Linked DNA regions of Homo sapiens: region 1 is linked to region 2. Evidence: read pairs that join two places in POLR2A ChIA-PET (ENCODE). Cell type or tissue: K562. All regions are shown on one strand. Each heading gives the region's core, and the rest is flanking DNA. Links, peaks and the distances in the headings are about the cores only.

The links. Peaks named below come from ENCODE experiments on the same cell type or tissue, not always from the same donor. Only the 100,000 strongest peaks of a DNase experiment are listed, where the experiment ranks them.
Region 1: POLR2A ChIA-PET joins it to region 2 with 11 read pairs; 2 of 35 experiments call an interaction of 5 or more read pairs at or near these places.

What each region holds. Positions count from the first base shown.
Region 1 is chr7:130,930,922-130,941,305 of GRCh38, reverse strand. All of the region lies in intron 6 of LINC-PINT (long intergenic non-protein coding RNA, p53 induced transcript), which reads left to right. Among named protein-coding and RNA genes, the nearest start is that of LINC00513, 23 kb to the right of the region's middle. In K562, for the core only: no CTCF peak of the experiment used is centred there; a DNase peak (open chromatin) is centred at 5,568.
Region 2 is chr7:130,837,907-130,849,887 of GRCh38, reverse strand. The region is part of intron 3 of LOC105375508 (a long non-coding RNA gene); the gene reads right to left. It also overlaps the pseudogene LOC100133252. Among named protein-coding and RNA genes, the nearest start is that of MIR29A, 33 kb to the left of the region's middle. In K562, for the core only: no CTCF peak of the experiment used is centred there; a DNase peak (open chromatin) is centred at 7,317; H3K27me3 peaks cover 6,078 bases.

The DNA.
Region 1 (10,384 bases), core at 1,290-9,289, 92 kb before region 2:
AAGTAGGATATAGTTTATTCAATAGCTGATTGCTTCTTTTATCTTTTCCCTCTTCCCATATCTAGTGTGCCGGCTTGCTGTTTAGAGATAGGAAGAGATTGAAATTTATTATCAAGGAGAAAACAAAAAGTGTTTTGTTTTGTTTCTAAATGGTCCAAGAACTTTGCCATTAGGTAAATGACTATGACACAGACAAGGCGTTTTGCATGGTATGACCAGGAGCACCTCTAGCAAAACAGCCCCAGTTCGCCGCCCTGATTTCCATTTGGAAGCAGGCACAGTGGGTTTCCCCAGGACCGATGTTAACGCAGAGGGTCCTTGTGCAGGAATTGTGCAGAAACTAGGTGGGAAGGTGTCACAGACAAGAGGCTGCAATTTAAAAACGCATCAGGAAATGGAAAAGAGCTGCGAGAATATCAATTATTTAATGATGTTGATAAAAACAAATTTAATATAAAAATGAGATACAATGTATAGAGACCTAACCCTGTCAACAGCAACTAAACTTTACTTTCATGTTAGAAAGTTTTGTGCCATGTAGATTTATGGAAAATGTGCTTAATTGCCTCTAGAAAATAATGAAGAGGCTTCGTCACCTCCATAGAAGATCCTGTGACACTAGCCTAATTCTGACACATGGCTCCTGTTTTCCATTTTGTTTGTTTTTTTATGCTGATCCTCTCTCCAGAGATGTGATGTGGATTGATTAACTTGTAATATAAAGTTCTATGGTTTCTGAAAATGCAGAGCAAATAGAGATGAAGAGTGGTTTGTGATTTGTTATTAAATGATCTTCCCTTCTACATTTAGGACTGATTTTTACTGTAGAATTTTTTTTTTTTTTTTTTTTTTTTTTTTTTGTCAACTTGAACAGCAATACCTTGAAGGTAAAAGGTGGGAGCACGACTGGAGTGTGGAACTGGAAAGCAGAAACCAGGGGTGTTACTTCTATGTCTAGTATGGAATGTTGTGAATTTAAGTTAGAGCTTCTGTGTCCTGGGAATTCATATTTTATCTCAAAGTGGTGCTGATAGGACTGGAGGTAGCTGTATTTCATTTGAAACATTCCAGCCTCTTTATAGGAATATCTGTGAATTTTTAATTCAGCAAACATCTTTAAGTGTGTCATTTATGTATAGCGTTGTAGTCAGAGCTGTAATTGTTTCACCATTAAATTTACGGAAATTCAGTTTGTAAGTGAAAAATTAAGAACAGTTTGAAAGAAGGGCGAATGAGCAGAGCATTGCCATCTAAACAGTCTTGTTAAAGATAGTGCCAAGTGAGCAGGACTGTCCCTTCTAAGCTGCCCCTCCTAATTAAAGGGAAAGGTGGCTGCCATCTGTCTTCTTTCATTCAAGGCAGTAGGGGGTCTAGGGTGGAAGGAAGCAACCCCCACTTTATTTTTCTCCCACTCTTTTTTATAGTCAGCTTTCTCCCTAGTCAGTGACCCAGAAGGTCATTGATGATCTGTCTATCTCAGAATGAATAGTAGCATAAGCACGCTTGGCACTTGCAAAAAAAAGAAAGTTTATAACATGCACTGATCCATTTAAAGTTCTGCTTGAATTATGTCTGAGAGTATTGTAATCTCTGTATTGGTGTCTCTGCCCTGTTTGTTACCAAGGGCACTACTGGCAGGAAAAGTGGGGAGTTTTACTTTTATTGATTTTGCTTTTTCATGAAAAAATGTTTACACTCCACTGGGCATAATCAGAAGATGGCAGCACATGGCTATGTACAGGAGATGTGGGGATGTACAGGAATATTGTTCTTATCAAAATCAAGGACACCTATTAATGATGATACATATATGTCATCTCAGGGGAAAGCATGAACAAGCATGGCAACAGATGTCCAAGTTACTCAGTGGCCTGCTGCAGCTTTTTGGACCAGTTATTGAAATAATTCACATTGTTTAGCTTTTGTTAAGCAATAAGGCTTTTAGCCTTTTTCTTGTAAGAATACGTTGCAGGAGAGTTTAGTTTGGGGTCATGTCTTCATTGCTTTGGAAATGTAGAATAGTCCTCCAACAAAATGACTGCATTTGCTTGCCTTCGTTTCCACCTCTGTAAATAGAAGAAATATCTGCTGTTTTTATAAATATATAAGAGAATATGAAATATTTTCCATCTTTCATAAGAACTGTGTTATAACTGAAAAATTCTCAAATCTTCAGTTATGTTTATTTTCAATTTTTACACACTTAAGCAAGGTGTTAACAGTCTTCTAAAGAGATTCAGTTGTTACAAGCCTTGTTTAGTTCCCAAGTAGCAGGTATGGACTTCTCAGAACATACTGGTTTTTAGAACTCTCTTTGTGACACAGAAGTGTGGTATTTCTTAAACCCATAACAATATATTTGGAGAGCTCAAATGTGAAAGTCATGTCTGTAATTTTATTTAGAGCTTTTTTTTTTTTTTTTTTTTCCAAATTTGTCACCAACTTGCAACGAGCTTTCTTGGAAACATAGACGTGTTTATGTTGTTGAGTCTTGAGATGAACATGTGTGGGCTTCTGACGACACTGATGCCCAGTTTGTATGATTGGATGATACCTGAAAAGTGGGTCACTTCCTAGTCAGTGAAGGGTACACAGGGCTGAATAGGCAGGGCTTTTTGGCTTTTTCCGTGCTTTTGTTTTTGTTTTTGGTGTGTGTGTGTACTAATTTTAGATACTCAGCTAGGTACTTGACTGGCTATCCTTTTTAGCATGTGATTTAATTTGGTTTTACCCATCAGTATTTATTTCAAGGGGACTAAATAAACACATTAAATGAAGCACTTAAGAACTTTCTATCTTCTTTTGACTATCCACAGCGGTGGGAAATCTCTGTCCTTTGAGGGTAGGAGGGAGCCAATAGTTAGGTCTCATGAATATGGTAGGTGATCAAACCACTGATTCAAGTCATTGTTTCATGTTATAAACATGGACTGAGCCAGCTACTACATTTCAGTAGAAGGTACTGTAGATTCAAAAGTGAACATGGGTCTGGCATTTCAGAAAGACACAGGTTAGTGAGATAAATGACTATAAAAAGAGGTAGCACTGTAGACTGATGTCCTGTAACAGAGGTACACGTGTGCTGTTAGAGCCAAGAGGGGGTCAAAATAAAAAGACAGGGCACGGTGGCTCATACCTGTGATCCCAGCACTTTAGGAGGCTGAGGTGGGAGGATCACTTGAGGCCAGGAGTTCAAGACCAGCCTGGGCAACATAGATCCCCATCTCTACAAAAAAATAAAATAAAATAAAAAAATAAGCCACACATGGTGGCATGCATCTATAGTCCTAGCTACTTGGGAGGCTGAGGCAGGAGGATCCCTTGAGCCCTGGAGTTGAAGGCTATAGTGAGCTATGATCACACCACTGCACTCTAGCCTGAGCGACAGAACAAGATCCCATCTCTGAAAAAATGGATGAGTGAATTAAATTTCAAAATAGAGATTTAATGGAAAAATGAGAATTGTTGTGTACATGATTTATGAAGTGGCTTACATAATATAATTTTGGACATGAAAGCCCTGAAAAATAGCTTCTTATTTTAAGGATGAACAGACTGGGATTTATTTCTGAAATTCTATAATTCTCAGTCAGTTGTAAGGCTTTCATTATATAATAGACTTTTTTTTTTAACCAACGGAAGTTGGACCTCTTCAAAATGTGAGATCCAAAAAGGTTTTGGATATTGTTTGAATAACTCTCTTCTCCAAAGGAGACTGTTTTTGAAAAATGATTCTTTCTGACATGTTAAAATTGAATATTTTTGACACGCCAAATGCACCAAAGTATTATATGTCATGTTTATTGCCGAGAGTAGCTATATAGCTTGTGGGAGACAGTTAACGTGAAGCTTTCTTGCATCTGGAAGTATGGGGAGAGAGAAGGCTTCTTCACACCCCCTTTCATGTTATATTCTACAGGGAAAGAATTTCTATCATGTAGACACTAGGTGACTCCCTTGTGGATAATTTCATTTAACAATGATTTCTGGGTGTTGCTCTATGCCAGGCACTGTTCTAGGAGCTGATGCGAAGGCTCAGCTGATGGGCTACAGACCTGAAGGCCTGTGCTCCTCAGTGGCACTCTGTAGGTAGATACAGAGCCACCATCTACTGGGTGCTTCTCCTGAGTGTGACAGTGTAGGCTGGGACACGATGCTACCCTTCAAGGAGCTTGAAGCTAAGGTTCTGTGCACAGATAAAATTAGAATAAATGCAGAGATGCTATAACAAGATGTCTTAGAAAAAAGAAAAACAAAGAATAAATGCAGAGAGAAAGAGAAATGTATAAAAGGTAGAGAGATAAACATACCACAAGTTCATAGAAAAGAAAGGTTGTGTGTTTATCTGTGGCTGGGATGATCAAGAAATGCTTCATGGATAAAGAGCCTTTGAGCCAGACATTGAAAGAAAGGTAATGTTGGACTTGAGGTCTTGGAGTATCCTCGTTGAAGGAAACATGAGCAAAGGCATAGGTAGGGATGGGAAATGCCGGGGTGCAGAGTGGGCAGGAATCGATTTGTAGTTGCTGGGCAATGATGTGTGTAAACCACTAAGGAGAAGATCAGGTAGCAAAGGTCCTTGGAGGCCAGAACCCAGAGGGCCTTGAATGGCACGTGACTAAATGATTTAAACTTAAGTTACTGGGGAGCAATGGAAGAATTTGAGTGGCTAGAGTCCCCATCCTGAAGAGGCCTTGCGGGGATCAGCATGTGGGTGCCTCTGGACTGTGAAATAGCCAGAGCTGGGAAGCCTTTTAGAGCTGCTGTTGTGGTCCAGGAGGGAGGTGGGGAGGGCCTGGGTGAGGGGAAGGCCACTAGATGGAGAAATTGAATTTATGAGATGGGATTTAGGAACTGCCTAGATAATAGGGGTTGGCCGATGGGAAGCAAAAATGCCCCCAGAGCTTTGAACCCAGGTGCCATTCATTATTTCTATGCCATCTGCCAGGCATTGCATAGCTATTATCTCATTTAATCTCCTCCTAATCTTGTGGGTTGGTATTTTCATCCTTATATCAGAGACGAGAAAACTAAGGGTCAGAGAAAATTAGCAATTGGTCTAAAATTGTACAGTTGTAACAGGATCTAGAACAGGGACTTCAGTACAGGCCTCCCTGACCCCCAAGCCTGTGTTCTTTCTACTGTACTAGGCTTGGAAGACAGCGTACGTGAGAGCAAAGACAAGCTCTGTCCACTCTGTGCATATTCAGTGTAGGTGCTGGTGAGATTCCCGCCTTCAGGTGTCCAGCAAGTGGTTGGAGACATGGAGCCGAATCTCAAGGACATTGGGAGGATTGAAGGTCAAGGCTTAAGAACCATCTGCATCCTCATTTATTTATTCAGCAGCTATTTGTTGTGTCTTCGTGGACCAGCTTGGCAGCATGAATGCTGTGACCAACAAGAGAGGTGTGTCCTTCACGGAGCTGCCAGGCTGGGAGGGAGCCCTGATGGCGTGGCTTGAGTGTAAGGCAGGAGGTGTGCAGATTGGCTGTGGGAACTTACTGGCCTAACCTTGTCAGGTCAGGGAAGCTCTCTAGAGGCAGTTGTGGTTCTCAACATGAGACTCAAATGATGAGGACCCAGTTAAAAAGTGGGAAAACAGCATACCCCAGGCCGTGGAAGTAGCGCGTACTCAGGCAGAGCAAGATAAGAACACAGTGTCTTTAAACCAAAAACCACGTGTGGCTGGAATGGAGGGAAGAGCAAGGAGATAAGACAGGTGAGCAGGAACCAGAACAAGAAATGCCCTGGAAGCTGTGAGACGCTTGGAATTCACCTGTGAAGAAAAGAGTAGCCTCATCTGAATTCCTTGCCTCGATTATGGTCTCCAATAGAAGATTAAATGGCTGTGGAGTCTAGAGGTTTTTTCCTTCGGTGTGGGCATCACCCCTTCTGAAAGGATGGTGTAATGGCTAATTGTATGTATCAGCTTGGCGAGGCCACAGTACCCAGATACTTGGTCAAGCACCAGTCTAGATGTCGCTGTGCAGGTAGTTTTTTAGATGAGGTTTAACATTTATATCAGTAGAAGGAGTGAAGCAGATTATCCTTTGTAATGTATGTAGGCCTCATATATCATCAGTTGAAGGCCTTAAGAGAAAAAGATTGAAGTCCCTAAAGAAGAAGGAACTCTGTCTCCAGTCTCCCTTCAGACTCAAGACTGCAACATCGGCCTGGCACGGTGGCTCACGCCTGTAATCCCAGCACTTTGGGAGGCTGAGATGGGTGGATCGCTTGAGATCAGGAGTTCAAGACCAGCCTGGCCAACATGGCAAAAACCTGTCTCTATTTAAAAACACAAAAATTAGTTGGGCATGGTGGCAGGCGCCTGTAGTCCCAGCTACTTGGGAGGCTGCGGCATGAGAATCACTTGAACCCAGGAGGCAGAGGTTGCAGTGAGCTGAGATCATGTAACTGCACTCTAGCCTGGGCGACAGAGTGAGACTCTGTCTCAAAAAAAAAAAAAAAAAGACTGCAACATCAACTCTTCCCTTGGTCACCAGCATGCCCTGAAGATTGTGGATTTGTCAGTCCCTGTAATTGCATGAGCCAGTTCCTTAAGGTAAATATCAGTATCTACCCCCACCCCCACCACTCTCTCTCTCAATCTCAATCTCAGTCTCTCTCTCTCTCAATCTCAATCTCCCTCTCAATCGCCCTCTCCCTCTTCCTCTTCCTCTCCCTCTCTCCCTCTTGGTTCTGTTTCTCTGGAGAACCCTGACTAATGCAGATAGGAAGATAAATAAATTTAAGTTGTTTGGCTCCAGTTGGTATTAGCAGAAAGCTGCATCAGGCTTCTCTAGGTGTTCTTGGTGTGTGCGTATATTGCTTTTTGTATAGATGAGAATAGTGAAATATAGAAGGGAAGTGATGTACCCACAGTCATGCAGACAGTTGATGGGAGAGCCAAGGAGAAAACTCAAGTTTCAAACCTCTGGTGTAGTTCAGTCGCTTTCTTGCTATTTGGCCCTCATGTTTTTATTAGCAAGGTAATAAAGTTATTGAGTTTGCCATGCGTAATTATTGGTAATGTTTATGGAATGTTCTCTGTATGTCAGGTGCTGTTTTAGTTGCCCTACAGGTGTTAGTGATTTTAATCCTTACAACTACCTAATGAGATAGGGAATAATACTATCCCATTTTACAGATTTTAAGCAATGAGTCCAGTGAGCGATGTGGTCATTGCTACACAGCTAGTGAGTGACAGAGCTGGACTGAAGACTCAGGCAGCCTGGCTGCAGAGGTTGTGCTATTGACTACTCCACCGCTTCTCAGCTTAATGCCCCGAGCACAGCTTTTCATCTCTCCCTTTGGAACCATTGTCCAGAATATTTATTATGGTAGTGTGCTCTTGGTAGGGCTTGTATTGAAAGAGAAAATGCTTATAAGTTATTTTTCAAGAGACCATCCGATAATGCTTCTTAGCTCCTTGAAAAACAGAAAACATTCCCATTACAGCAACACTGTAGACCACCTGCTGGAGTATATTTTTAGCAACTAGACTTTGCTGTCTAGCCTAGTGACACTGGTGGGCATCTGATTTGCCCAGGGTCATACAGGAGCGTGATAAAGTGGTGATATGAGTTGGCTCCTGGTTCAGCATTTTGGGGTGTGTTCTGGGGGAGAAAATAGCAAACCTCTTTGTGTGTGTCCCTTGGATCTTTGAGAGAACAATCATCATAACTCCCATTTATTAGGTCTGTTGGGTGCTAGATGCTGTTGTAAGTGCTTTATAAACATTGTCTCATGGAATCTTCTCAATAGCCCTGAAAGGCTGGCATTACCATCCCATTTTACATATAAAGTAAGCAGTGATTAGGGAGTGACATTTCCAAAGCAAGTAGCAGAACCAAGGATTAAACCTCATCTGAATGACTCCAAGCCAGTGCTCTTGGTCACTTGGCTATGTCTATACTGGGTGTCTGTACTGGACCTCTCTCTGTATATACTGGGTATCTATACTGGAGCTCACCATTCTTCCCCATAGACTATGAACTCCATAAGGGACTTTCTCCATTGATTCACCACCATACTTCAGCACCTGCCAAGTACACTACCTGACACACAGTAGGTACTTAATGCACATACAGTCATGTGTCATTTAACAATGGGGATAGGCAGTTTTGTCATCGTGTGAACATCATAGAGTGTATATACATAAACCTACATGGTATAGCCTACTACATCCCTAGGCGATATGATATGGCCCTATTGCTCCTAGGCCACAAACCTGTGTGGCGTACAGTACGACTGTACTGAATACATTGTAACACAATGGTAAGTGCTCATATATCTAAACATACCTAAACATAGAAAAAGTAAAGCCCTGCAGTGTGTTACAGTGGCTACAGTGTCACTAGGCAATAGGAATTTTCAGCTCCATGTAATCTTGCGGGCCCACCATCATGGGTGCGGTGCACCATTGACTGAAATGTTATGCTGCACATGACTGTATATTGAGCGAATAACAGACTCATTGTGTTCTCTGTGATCGCTTCCGAATGGCGAGAGGGCCAGGGCCAAAGGGCACAGACCTGTGAGTGTGTTATGGACTCATGTGGGTTTAGCCTTCACGATATATATGAATATATCATAATGTGTGTATCTAGTGTGTGAATATATATCATAACTTATCCACTTTATGGATATCATAATTTATCCATTTTAGTGATTCCAGGACATTTTGTCTATCTATGCTTTTTTTTTTTTTTTTTTTTTTTTGAAATGGAGTCTCACTCTGTCACCCAGGCTGGAGTGCAAGTGGCACAATCTTGGGTCACTGCAGCCTCTGCCTCCCCAGTTCAAGCGATTCTCCTGCCTCAGCCTCCTGAGTAGCTAGGACTACAGGCACATGCTACCACACCCGGCTAATCTTCGTATTTTTAGTAGAGATGGGGTTTCACCATGTTGCTGGTCTCAAACTCCTGACTTCAAGTGACCTGCCCGCCTCAACCTCCCAAAGTGCTGAGATTACAGGCATGAGCCACCGTGCCTGCCCTCTAGCTATGCTTTAAGGCAGGCCTATCAGCCCAGACTGGAGTCATGTAATACATGGCTCTGTCAGTAGCTCTCCTTCCCACAAATAAGTTTTGATGATCTTACACTCATCCCTGCCATTAGCATTCAGGACCAATCTTCTATAGCCTATACGCCACACTGGTCTAGGACAGCACCTAAATAATACTCATGCTATAAAAAATTCATCAAGTTATATATTTTTAAAAACATCCCTAAAATTATCTTTTTCCTTTACTGAAAAGAATTTCAGGATCCCCTCTCTCTCACTGCCTCTCTTCACACACACCTACCTTAGTTGGTCACCTATTTTGTAAACATATCTTCTTTAAAAAAAGAAAGAAATGGCAGTACATGAAAAACTGCTTCGTAAACAGAAACTATATTATTTATATTTGTAGCATTTTTTTCCCCTTGAGGTTAATTTCCTTTGCTTCCCATAACTGGAAGCCAATGATTCAGTGCCATTATATAAGCTTATTTTCCCTCTTGGAAATAGTAAATTATAAGAGGTTTGACCCAAAAATATACATCAAAATTAGGCAGTATTCGGTGTTTAGCCTCCATCTGCCTTGTCTTCTTGTCTTTAGTTGTGCAAGTAGATGCTGATGATTTCTGGCAGAGCTAAAGTAAGTAAATCATGTGAATTTATTTTTTTTCCTCATAAAACAGATGGCATGGTCTAGCTCTGGGCTTGTATGTTTCATGAAGTACATGGGTCTGAGTGCGTATTTATTTTGTGAGCCAAGGTTTATGCCTTCTTCTATAATTTTCTTTCACCGAAAATTACCTGGAGAGCTAGAAACTCCATTTGTGTCAGTGTAAGAAGCTTTAGAATCTATATCCAGACCAAGGCCATGGAACAATGTAGATTCACTCAGTAAAAACTCACTAGCGGCCTTCTTTGTACTAGTCTGTCACCTTTGCTTGGCTTTGGGAAGCTTCAAACTAGGGCAGTTTATGTTTGGGAGTGACCAGTCAAATAGCAAGACAGACATAGGCAAGGATGTAATTTTTAAAAATTTAAGTGGGGAATGGTGAAGCATGAATCAAAACAGAAGGTAGTCTTACCTTCTTGGAACTGTAAAATAAATACATTTGAAAAAGGCACCCTCTCAACCTTCTGCGAGTCAGAATTTTTGCTGCCACCCCTCATTTTGAATCTCTATTCTGCATTTTTTATTCTTTTTTTTAGGAAGGAGGAAGAAAAATTTCTCCTGAAGAATTCATTGGAAATTAAAATTAACTTGCGTATTTTGTATTCTTTGGAATGTGATGAAGACTGATTTGAAAGGGCAGTGCTGGATTTGGTCAGGCATAGGAAAGGAAGACATGCAGTCGTCCTGCCTAGCTCATCCCCGCCACGATG
Region 2 (11,981 bases), core at 2,338-10,337:
GTGAAAGAAGCCAGTAACAAAAGATCACATGTTGTATTCATTAGTTTATATGAAATATCCAGAATAGGCAAATCGAGACAGCCAAAAAGCAGATTAATGGTTGTCAGGGGCTGGGAGGACAGGGGATGGGGAGTGACTACTTAACTGGTACAGAATTTCCTGTTCTGGAATTAGGTAGTGATGGTGGTTACACAATATTGTGAATGTACCAAAAGTCATGAATTGTATGCTTTTAAATGGCTAAAATGATGAATTTTATGTTATATAAATTTTACCTCAATAAAAAAAGTTATTTAACTATGACATATTAAATGATACTGATTCTAGAGAGACTGCATTGTAAGAAAAGATGTGTCTCAGGGTTGATAAAATGTTATATATTTGATGACACAGAAATCTGGAGCTTCTGGCCAGGCACGGTGGCTCATGCCTATAATCCCAGCACTTTGGGAGGCCAAGGTGGGTGGATCACTTGAGGTCAGGAGTTTGAGACCAGCCTGGCCAACATGGTGAAACCGTGTCTCTACTAAAAATACAAAACTTAGCAAAAATAAAAATAAAAAATAAAAAATTTGGGTGTGGTGGTGGGTGCTCTAATCCTAGCTACTTGGGAGGCTGAGGCAGGAGAATTGCTTGAACCCAGGAGGTGGAGGTTGCAGTGAACCAAGATCATGCCACTGCACTCCAACCTGGGCAACAGAGAGAGACTTAGTCTCAAAAAAAAAAAAAAAAACAAACAAACAAACAAAAAAACAAATTTGAAGCTTCTGTACAAACAGCATTGTATCAATTAGGAAATGAGTTTGCTGCATTTAACAGAAATACCCATATCAACAGTGATTTAAACAAGTTAGAAGTTTTTGTTTCACAGGAGAAGTCCTGGTGTGGATAATCTGGGGCCCATGAACTCTCTCCATGGTTTGTACAGGGACCAGATTCCTATATGTCCTATATTCAATATTTAGCTTCCATCCTCAGTGTTACTTTGTGTTCCAAGATGGCTGTAGAAGTACGAGCCAGCATTTCCCATTCCAGGCATGCAGCAGGAAGGGGGAAAGGACAAAAATGCCTTCCTCTCGGCTAAGTCAGTCTCTCTGAGCAGAAATAAAGACATGGTTAAATAAATACATACATCCAGAAAGTGGGGAAAGCTTTATGAAAGCAGGATCCCCGTCTGTTTTATCAGTGCATTCCTAGGACTTACCACAAGGCAGAGCACATTGAAGGTGCTAAAAAAAAATGTGTGAAATGAATGGATACCTTCATGGATATGGATAAATGCATCATATAACCATTTACATCTTTACAAAAATAATCAACAGGGAAATGCTTATTATAGTGAAAGCAGAATATTACACTATATTTAGTGTAATCCCAATTTTACTGAAAAAGTATACATATGCCTAGAAAAAGAGATTAGAAAGAAAGATACTAATGGATCAAGCGATTTTTCAAATATATAGTGAAATTGCTCTGATATTTTATTTCTTCATACTTTTACACATTTTTCAAATTTCTGCAATGAGCCACAGTATTACTTTTTCTAATTAGAAAACAAATCAATAATCTTACAACTCATCTAGAAGAGGACTACATCAGTCTAAGTATTAAAAACAGGTAGCTAAGCGAATTAACACAGAAACAGAAAAACACAATATAGCACATTCTCACTTATAAATGGGAGCTAAACCCTGGGTACACATGGACATAAAGATGGGAACAATAGACACTGAGGACTCCAAAAGGAGGGAGGGAGGGAGGGGGGCAAGGGCTGAAAATCCTTCCTGTCGGGTACTATGTTCACTGTCTGCTTGACAGGATCTATAGAAGCCAAAACCTCAGGATCACACAAGATACCCTTGTAGCAAACCTGCCCATGCACCCCTGAATCTAAAATAAAAAATAAAAAACAGGTAGCAAGGCCTGGCGTGGTGGCTCATGCCTATAATCCCAGCACTTTTGGAGGCCAAGGCAGGAGGACTGCATGAGGCCAGGAGTTTGAGACCGGGTTAGACAATGTAGTGAGACCTGTCTCCACAAAGAAAAAATTTTAAACGCCAGAAAGAATGTTCCCACCCACCTCCAAAAAGTGCTCCCCTCACCCCCGAAAAATAAGATGGCTGGATGCAGTGACATGTACCTGTAGTCCTAGCTACTCAGAGGCTGAGGTGGGAGGATCCCTTCAGCCCAGGAGTTGGAGGCTGCAGTGAGCCATGATCGCACCACTGCACTCCAGCCTGGGTGACAAAGCAAAACCCTGTGGCAAAAAAAAAAGAATAAAATATAAATGTAAAAACAACAGGTAGTGAACCTCTCCACCAAAGAGAGTAGCCAACAGCCCCATCCAGCAGCTTCGCTTTATTATTTTTGGAGAAGGAGGATGCTGATATCTACAGTGACACCATGTGGAGTCATACCTATCTCTGCATTTCAAGGTAGCAAACTGTTTGTCTACTTAATAGTACAACTTTTTTTTTCAGCCTAACAGTTGCGCATACATACTCATTCTTTAAATGTGAAGGCAATTTTAAGGCACACAGGGAAAGTTATCCATTTATCAACGCAAACTGATCATCTGTTTTCAGATCAAGATAACTTGCAAGTGACTGCACTGAACTCGGCCCTTCTCAGCACAATGCATACCCACTACCACCTTGGAATTGTCTGTTTTCCCACTGTCATGAGCTAAACTGTGTCCTCCGCACCACCAACACTTCAAACGTTGACATTTTAAACCTCAGAATCTCAGAATGTGACTGTACTTGGAGATGGAGTCTTTAAGTAGGAAGTAAATTAAAGTGAGATCATGAGGGTAGGCCCTTATCCAACATGATCAGTGTCCTTATAAAAAGAGATTAGGACACAGACACACACAGAAGGAAGACCAACTAAAAACACACAGAGAAGACGGCCATCTACAAGCCAAGGAGAGAGGCTCGGAAGACACGATCCCTGGCCACATCTTGATCTCCGAATCTCCGTGGTTGAAGCCACCCAGCCTGTGGTACTGTGTTATGGCAGCCTGAGCCAATGAACACACTCAGCCATCCTGTTAATTAGATGTTTGGTGACAGTGAGGGTTAATTTGATGTGTCAACTTAGCTAGGCTGTGATGCTCAGTTTTGGTTAAACACCAGTCTAGATGTTGCTATAAAGATATATTTTAGGTGTGATTAATACTGAAATATTTAAATCAGTAGACTTTGAGTAAAACAGATTTCCCTTCATAATGTGGATGGGTCTCATCTAGTCGGTTGAAGGTCTTAAGAAAAATGACTGAGGTCCCTGAAGAAGAAGGAACTCTGCCTTCAGACTCGACTACAATATCAACTCCTCCCAGAATTTCTAGCCCGCTAGCCAGCCCCAACCTACCAACCCCCACAATCAAGAGCCAGTTCCTTAAAATAAATCTCTCTATATATGTGTATATATATATTTCTATATATACACACACATATGTATATATTTATACACATACCTATCTGCATACATGCATGTATACACATAGGTATATCTATATACACACGTACACATATATATGTGTATAAATATATATATATATATATACACATATAATTATGTATGTCCGATTCTGTTTCTCAGGAGAACCCCAACACAGTGACTAAGGACTGATGTTTCATATACCTAACTCTGTGCTCTTGCTTGTTTTATTTAAAATATTTTAAAATATTTTAATATATTTTAAAAGCATGAGAGAGAAATTTTTCAGACCATATTTCTCATACTTTTCAAATATAAAATACATTTACTTATTTCCAGATTTGTGGATGAAAGAACTGGTCAAATACTTGCATCCAAGCAAACTAGTTCATCGTCGTGTTGTTCTCTCTCATGTTTTAACGATGACCTCGAGCACTGCGAGAGGATGTTACCAGATGAGAGCCAGGGAGAAGGCAGAGAGATCATCCACAGGCCTTACGGTTACACCCATAGTGTGCTGGCAGCCAGTGAATTCCACGAGAATGAACCATCAGGGTTATAATTTTCAGCTTTGTTGTGAGCATCCTGCCTTTGCCTTTTGATCCTGCCTAATCTTGTTCTCCCCTGCACATTTGCTGCCTCATTTCTTCCTTCAGAAATGGCAAGTTTTCTTTCTGCTAAGTACATAAACAGCTTCTAATCAGCAAACAATCGGCTGTAGATGTAGAGGGTTTGGCCAGGAGGAGAAACAGAGATGTGAGAAACAGATGAGAGCAGTGGGCAAGCCTGGGGAACGCCCATGGGCACAGAGCCCCTGGAGGGCAGGGCATGCGGGGGTGGAGAGGATGAGGAATGTGCCCCACTCGCACCTGTGACCAGGGACACAGACGTGTGAGCCTCGCTGACAGAAGACAGCTGTGGGACCCAAGGGATCAAGAGCTTCACCCAGCTAACAGAACTACACATACTTGCAAATTTCTAATTTTGAAGAGGCTTCCCATGAAGGTGAGGGAATTTAGAGAAAAACGAAGGGCAGGGTGGCCCTGGGGAAGACTCATTGCCTGGGATGGTGCCAACAAGGGGCTGGGCTTTGAAACAGTGAGAGATGACGTGTGGCCGGGTGCCGTGGTGCATGCCTGTAATCCCAGCACTTTGGGAAGCTGAAGCGGGAAAATCACTTGAGCCCAGGAGTTCAAGACCAGCCTTGGCAATAAAATGAGACCCCACCTCTACAAAAATTTTTTTAAAATTAGGCATGGTGGCACCCACCTGTAGTCCCAGCTAACTGGGAGGATGAGGTGGGAAGATCACTTGAGCTCCAGAACTTCAGACTGCAGTGAGCTATGATTGCACCACTGCACTCCAGCACGGGTGACAGAGCCAGACCCTGTCTCTTAAAAAAACAAATGAACAAATAAACCAAAAAAAAAGGATATGAGGCAGCCCAGCAGCCCGCATGGCAGAAGATACCAAGACCATTTGGGAAGTCTTACTCACCATAACACACTAAGAAGCAGTATTGTCCAATAGAACCTTCCGGAGTGATGGAAATATTTTATATCTGCACTACCCAATACGGTAGCCTCCAGGCATATGTCACTACTGAGCACTCAAAACATTGCTAGTGCAACTGAGCAACTGGCTTTTACATTTTACTTGATTTTAATTAGAATTTAAATGGCCACATGTGGCTGGTGGCTGCCATATTGAACAGCACAGCCATCAGGTCTTCCTAACACACTGATTGATGTGTCTCCCAACGTAGTTTGGGGAAGGAGTGCTATGAATAAATGAGCGCACAATCCTCTTGCTACTGAATGCTCCACATTTGAATTATTAGCAATCTAAAGGGTTGGCTGGAGCCAGTGAGAATGAAGACACCTCCTTTTTTTTAGGGTCTTTAGGAGACCCTAAAAGCCTGGTGGAGGAGCTTAGCCACCAGCATTACCTGATCTGGTAAGCAGTGAATCAGAATGTCCTTGGCAGGAAACACTATCATTTGGGTGCATAATTAACCCCAGTCTGGTCGTCAGTTATAACCTTAGAAACAAGAGCTAAAACTTCACACCCTTGGTCTGTTTCCAAATGTGGGACTATTGTTTTTAGGTACTTCAATGTTTAGTAGATTTAGAAGAAAATCCCTCCAGCTGTAAGGGAGCTTTATAAATAGGAGAAAATAACATTTGTCATATTTGCCTTGGGAGATTTGGGCTCAGCCACGGACTCAGAAGCTCTGGGCAACACCTCTGCGTCCCCTCCCCTCACCTGTTCCATCTGTACAGCTGAGAAAGAAAGGCTTTCTCAGGGTTTCTTTAAGGAAGAAGATTAGAACCATTATAAAGCATTTTAACAAATGCAAAGTACCCTTCTATATAAATTATAACATGTTTTTACTTACTTGATTTCTTCTTTTGGGGGGAAATGAAGCATTGCTTTTGAGTATAATATGGAAGAAGTTTAATAGCACAATTACAGCCGAGTCTTCAAAGTAGAGAAAGAGGCCGAGACCGCCTGTGTGTCCAACCGAGCGCACGTGCACCAGCGGGGCCCGAGCAGAGGCAGCACCCGGCTCTTGTGGGGGAAATGGAGGGAGAGCCACGGTTTAGAGATAGGGAAAGCTGTGGGGCACATTATGCCCTGGGAGGAGAAAGCACAAAACCAGAGGCTCTGAGGGACAAAGAGGAAGGAGGGCAGAGCATGAGGCAGAGCAACCCAACAGCCATGGAGGCTGAAGAGACGATGCAACACCTACAGGAGTTCCGTGAACGTCATAACAAGATCCTCGACCAACTGAATGAACAGTGAGGGCAGGACCGCTTTACTGACATCACCCTGATTGTGGACGGACACCATCTGAAGGCTCACAAGGCCGTTTTGGCTGCTTGCAGTAAGTTCCACAATTCTTTTTTTTTTTTTTTTTTTTGAGATGAAGTCACACTTTGTCACCCAGGCTGAAGTGCAGTGACCCGATCCTGGCTCACTGCAACCTCCACCTCCCGGGTTCAAGCGATTCTCCTGCCTCAGCCTCCCAAGTAGCTGGGACTACAGGCACCCGCCATCACATCTGGCTAATTTTTGTATTTTTAGTGGAGACAGGGTTTTGCCAAGTTGGCGAGGCTGGTCCCAAACTCCTGATCTCAGGTGATCCGCCTGCCTCAGCCACCCAAAACGCTTACAGAGATTACTGTAATCCTTCCCAAAGGGATTACAGGGGTGAGCCACTGGGCCCGGCCGCCTTCTACAAATTCTTTCCAGAGTTTACCCAAGAACCTTTGGTGGAGATAGAAGGTATTAGTAAAATGGCCTTTTGCCATTCAATTGAGTTCACATGTACAGCAAAATTAATGATACAAGGAGAAGCAGCCAGCGATGTATGGAAAGCAGCAGAACATCTACAAATGCTAGAAGCCATCAAAGCCCTTGAAGTTAGGAACAAAGAAAACTCAACTTCAGGCCAGGTGCAGTGGCTCACGCCTGTAATTCCAGCACTCTGGGAGGCCGAGGCGGGCGGATCACCGGAGGTCAGGAGTTCAAGACCGGCCTGGCCAACGTGGCGAAACCCTGTCTCTACTAAAAAATACAAAATTTAGCCGGGCGTGGGGCACCTGTAGTCCCAGCTACTCAGGAGGCTGAGGCAGGAGAATTGCTTGAATGCAGGAGGCGGAGGTTGCAATGAGCCAAGATCGCACCACTGCACTCCAGTCTGGGCAACAAAGCAAGACTCCATCTCAAAACAAAACAAAACTCAACTTCATTAAAGGAAAATACCACAGGAAAAAGTGAGGCCAAAAAAAGTAAAATTGCAGAAACTTCACGTTATCGCTGAGTCACTGCTATCTGCAGAGTCAGACTCTGTTGAAACTGAGGTAGAGAATGCCGAAGACACGACTGAAGCAGAAGATGAAGGCATGGAAACATTCGAGGAAGGGCTTCTGCCCAGCAGTCCATAAAGTACATACAGAGCACAGGTTCCTCTGATGATTCTGCTCCAGCACTGTTGCCAGATATCACCAGCAAGTACTGATACCAGAGTGGGGCAGGGAAATGCTGGATAGAGAAAGGCGGGGTCCCTGGTGAGGGCTCCCCCCTTGGGCCCGTGCTCACGGGCCTACGTGAGGACAGGCACTCCTGTTTTCGCGCCCAAATGTTGCATTTTCCAAGACCACCCTGGCCCACCACACCCCCCATCCTGGGCCTATAAAAACCCCCCGACCCTAGCGGCATAGACACAAGCAGTGGGATGTCTAGAGGAACACAGCGGCAGAAGGGCACACAGGCGGCTAGGCATCGAGAGGAGCAGGGGAATGGAAGAGCACAGGAACAGGCACCTGCACACGCTGGCAGGCCATCAACTGGCAGAACAACGCGGATGCCCAGGGGAATTTGGCAGGGGTGGTAGGAGGACAGTCTGGCCACTGAACAGCCCGACTCCAAGGGAAAACCCCCTTCCCACTCTATCCCTCTTTTGGCTCCCCATCCATCTGCTGAGAGCTACTTCCACCATTCAATAAAACCCTGCACTCATTCCCCAAGCCCACATGTGATCCGATTTTTCCGGCACACTAGGGCAAGAACCCTGGGATACAGAAAGCCCTCTGTCCTTGTGATAAGGCAGAGGGTCTAAGTGAGCTGATTGACACAAGCCGCCTACAGACAGCAAAATTAAAAGAGCACCTGTAACACACGCCCACTGGGGCTTCAGGAGCTGGAAACATTTCCCCCAAGACACTGCCGTGGGGTTGGAGCCCACGACCACAACCTGCCCCCCTAGATGTTTGAGCAGCAGCACCGAAGAAGCTAGCCACGCCCCCATCACACACCCTGTGAGGGGGATAAGGGAGCTTTTCCTGTTTCAGTACCACCAAGGTGACAGAAAAGGGCAGATTAAAGAGGAAGACAGCTGTGCAATCTGACCCCACAAGCAAACAGGAACACATGAAATCACACTTCACTGAGTTTCAACTGTGAAATATGCAACAAAAGGTATCTTCAGGAGAGCGCATGGAAACAGCACCTGAATTGTTACCACCTTGAAGAAGGTGGAGGCAGTAAGAAGCAAAGAGGCCGGGCGCGGTGGCTCACGCCTGTAATCCCAGCACTTTGGGAGGCTGAGACGGGCGGATCACGAGGTCAGGAGATCGAGACCATCCTGGCTAACACGGTGAAACCCCGTCTCTACTAAAAACACAAAAAATTAGCCAGGCGTGGTGGCGGGCGCCTGTAGTCCCAGCTACTCGGGAGGCGGAGGCAGGAGAATGGCGTGAACCCGGGAGGCGGAGCTTGCAGTGAGCCGAGATCACGCCACTGCACTCCAGCCTGGGCGACAGAGCGATACTCCGTCTCAAAAAAAAAAAAAAAAAAGCAAAGAACTGGTGGAAAAATTCATGTATGTCAGTACTGTGAGAAACAGTGTGACCATTCTGGACATTTTAAAGAACAGGTGAAAAACCTTTTGAATATCCAAATTGTCATGAACAATTTGCTAGAAATAGCCCCCTCAAATGTCACCTCACTGCATGCCAAATGAGTAGGGGCAAAAAAAGGAAGAAAGAAGCTCATGAGTGCCAGGTCTGCAACAGTGTGTTTAACAGCTAGAACCAGTTCAAATATCACTCAGTAATACATACTAGAGGTAAACCCAACCATTGTACTTTATGTGACTTGTGGTTTATGCAAGGAAATGAATTAAGGAGGCATCTCAGTGATACAATATATCAAAGCGTCTAGTAATGGGAGAAGTTCTTTCAGCAGAAACACAGGTACAAGCTGAACCTGTGACATCAATGATATTATAGAACAAGCTGGGAGGTACACGTGCTCCCACTGTTTCAGGTCCAGGTGGATTCAGCACAAGCGATCGTGGAACACGTCCACCCAGAACCACGCAGGGATAGCCAGGTGCCCGACACACAGGAGTGAGCTTCCAGAGCAGGTCCAAGTGAGTTACCTAGCAGTGGGCTGAATTCAGCCTGAAGAAGGTACTGAAGTACACGGAGAGGAGCCGCATGTGGAACGGGAAAATCAGATGCCAGTGGAAGTACAAAGTGAACTTCCAGAAGCAGGCTTCGTCCACATGACCCCAGAAATCATGACCCAAGAGAAGACAGAGCCTAGCCAAGCAGATGCTGAGGCTGCCAGGGAAGATCACGAAGATGCTGAGGATTAGAGACCGTGCTGACAGCACATTCTGAAGCTGAAAAGGCAGAGAATGAGGGCAGAACAGCTATGCCAGTTTTAGAATGAAATTACACATGAATATATTTTAAAATATAATTGTTGGGTTTCTGAACCGATTATAGGCAGTATGACTGTCGTTCAGCTAACAGACAAGTGGACCAAAGTTAAGCTATTTCCTGTTGTTTCTGTTTCTGTTGGAACAAGTCAATTCCCCTCCCCAAACTTAATGCCACAGCAGAGGGATCTTTCCCATAACTGAAGAGATCTTTTCTGTAACTTAAATGGATTATATTCTTATCATATAGTGGGGTACGAATGTATCTATGTTCATTGTGGTAAAAGTTCTCCCTTTTCTCTTTCCCAGGTCATGTTCTTCCTCAAATTTTTTCCATATTGTGAAATCAAACTTAAATCATTAGAATACAAGTTTATGTATTCTAATGCATAGTAGAAAATCAAATATATAGGAAACACAAGGCTGCATGATGAAAAGTACATTGTTACTGTGCAGCTGAATTTTGGCTTCTGGCTTTCTTTAGTCTGAACAAATGTTCTTGTCTAGCCCTGTAGTCACCGATGCTGTCTCTGCAACACAAAGAGTGGTGGTGGGAAAATTTTTAGAATATTAAAACACACACACACACGTGCCTTTTCAAAACCGACTAAACTCCTATAAAGCATCTCTGGTTCTTTCAAAGTTTGTATTGTAAGGAGCAATGTAGACAATGCTATGATACTTTATATTTTTACTTATAATGACAACCACCAGTTCTTTTCACTTAAGTTAGGTTGAGAAATTTTATTTAGTGGCAGCTGAAGGGCAATTTTCAATTGGGAAAATTCATTTACATCTGTGGTCAACTTTCTTTTGATGAAAAGTTGCACTAGTATTTTACCACCAGATAAAAAAAAAGATGAGCATTGTTTAAAAATTAATGTATTTAAAATAAAGTACAGAGAAAAACATGTCTATAATTATCAGGCTTTGTTTTGAATGGAATCTTTTCCCCCAGTCCTTAATGTAAAGACCCTGTGCTATAACTTTTAAAGCCATACAAATAAGAGTGCTAAACTGTGGACTTAAAAGTAGGTGTATAAATATTTTTAATCAATATTACTTAGAAAATAAAATCTAACAAACACATTTTAAAAAATAGAGTAAGAAACTTCACAAGATGATCTCAAGGTAAGAAACATACTATTGGTTTCACATGTCAGCTTTTAAGAGATTTGTTACAGACTGAAAGGGGAGTGAGTGGTTGCAGCAGACACTGTGACCAGCTTTCAAATAATGATCGTGCCTTGAGTCATTTCTGAGAAATGGGTAAACAAATTCTTTCACTTTTACTGCTGGATTATGTTGCTCAAACTCATCTGCTTTGTACCCATTTGAAAGCTCCATCACACATTATTTTGGAAATGGTCATCCTGAGTCAGACTGAGTAATCCCAGTTAATGAGTTTGGTTTCCCTCTCATCTGGTTTTTACTCAATCTTCTGTATTTATCCCATTTTTTTTTCTTTCCTCAGAGATGCCAGACCACATCATCCTAAACACTAACGAGCAAGAAGGAAATTTCCATGTTAGCGGAGGGACCCCACTAAGGTTAGGGTGCCGTACAATGTGTTGTCCAAACCAAGACATGTTAGAGAATGAAAGGGGGACCATTTTAATAATTATGCTGGGGCAGTAAGTATAAACTGAATACCCTAACTAAAGAAATAAACAAAAAACATATGTAAAGGTGGTCAACTTCATTAGTTATCAAAGCAACAACAAAATGAGACCATCATACACCCACCAGATTGGCAAAAATTAAAAAGTACAACAGGCCGGGCGCAGTGGCTCACGCCTGTAATCCCAGCATTTTGGGAGGCCGAGGTGGGCAGATCACGAGGTCAGGAGATTGAGACCATCCTGGCTAACACGGTGAAACCCTGTCTCTACTAAAAATACAAAAAAAAAAAAATTAGCTGGGCGAGTTGGCAGATGCCTGTAGTCCCAGCTACTCGGGAGGTTGAGGCAGGAGAATGGCGTGAACCCGGGAGGTGGAGCTTGCAGTGAGCTGAGATCGCGCCACTACACTCCAGCCTGGGCGACAGAGCAAGACTCCGTCTCAAAACAAAAAAAAAATGTACAACAATACCAAGCACTGGTAAACATATGGAGCAGCTGGAACTCACAGTGTTGGGAGCGCATTTTAAATCATTTTTGAAAACAATGTCACATGATCTAGCAGAGACGAACATGCATGCATCCTACGATTCAGCAACTTCACACCCATGAGACAGGTACTAGGATATTTACAGAAGCATTGTTTCCAAAAGCCTAAAACTGAAAACAACACAAATATACCTTAACAT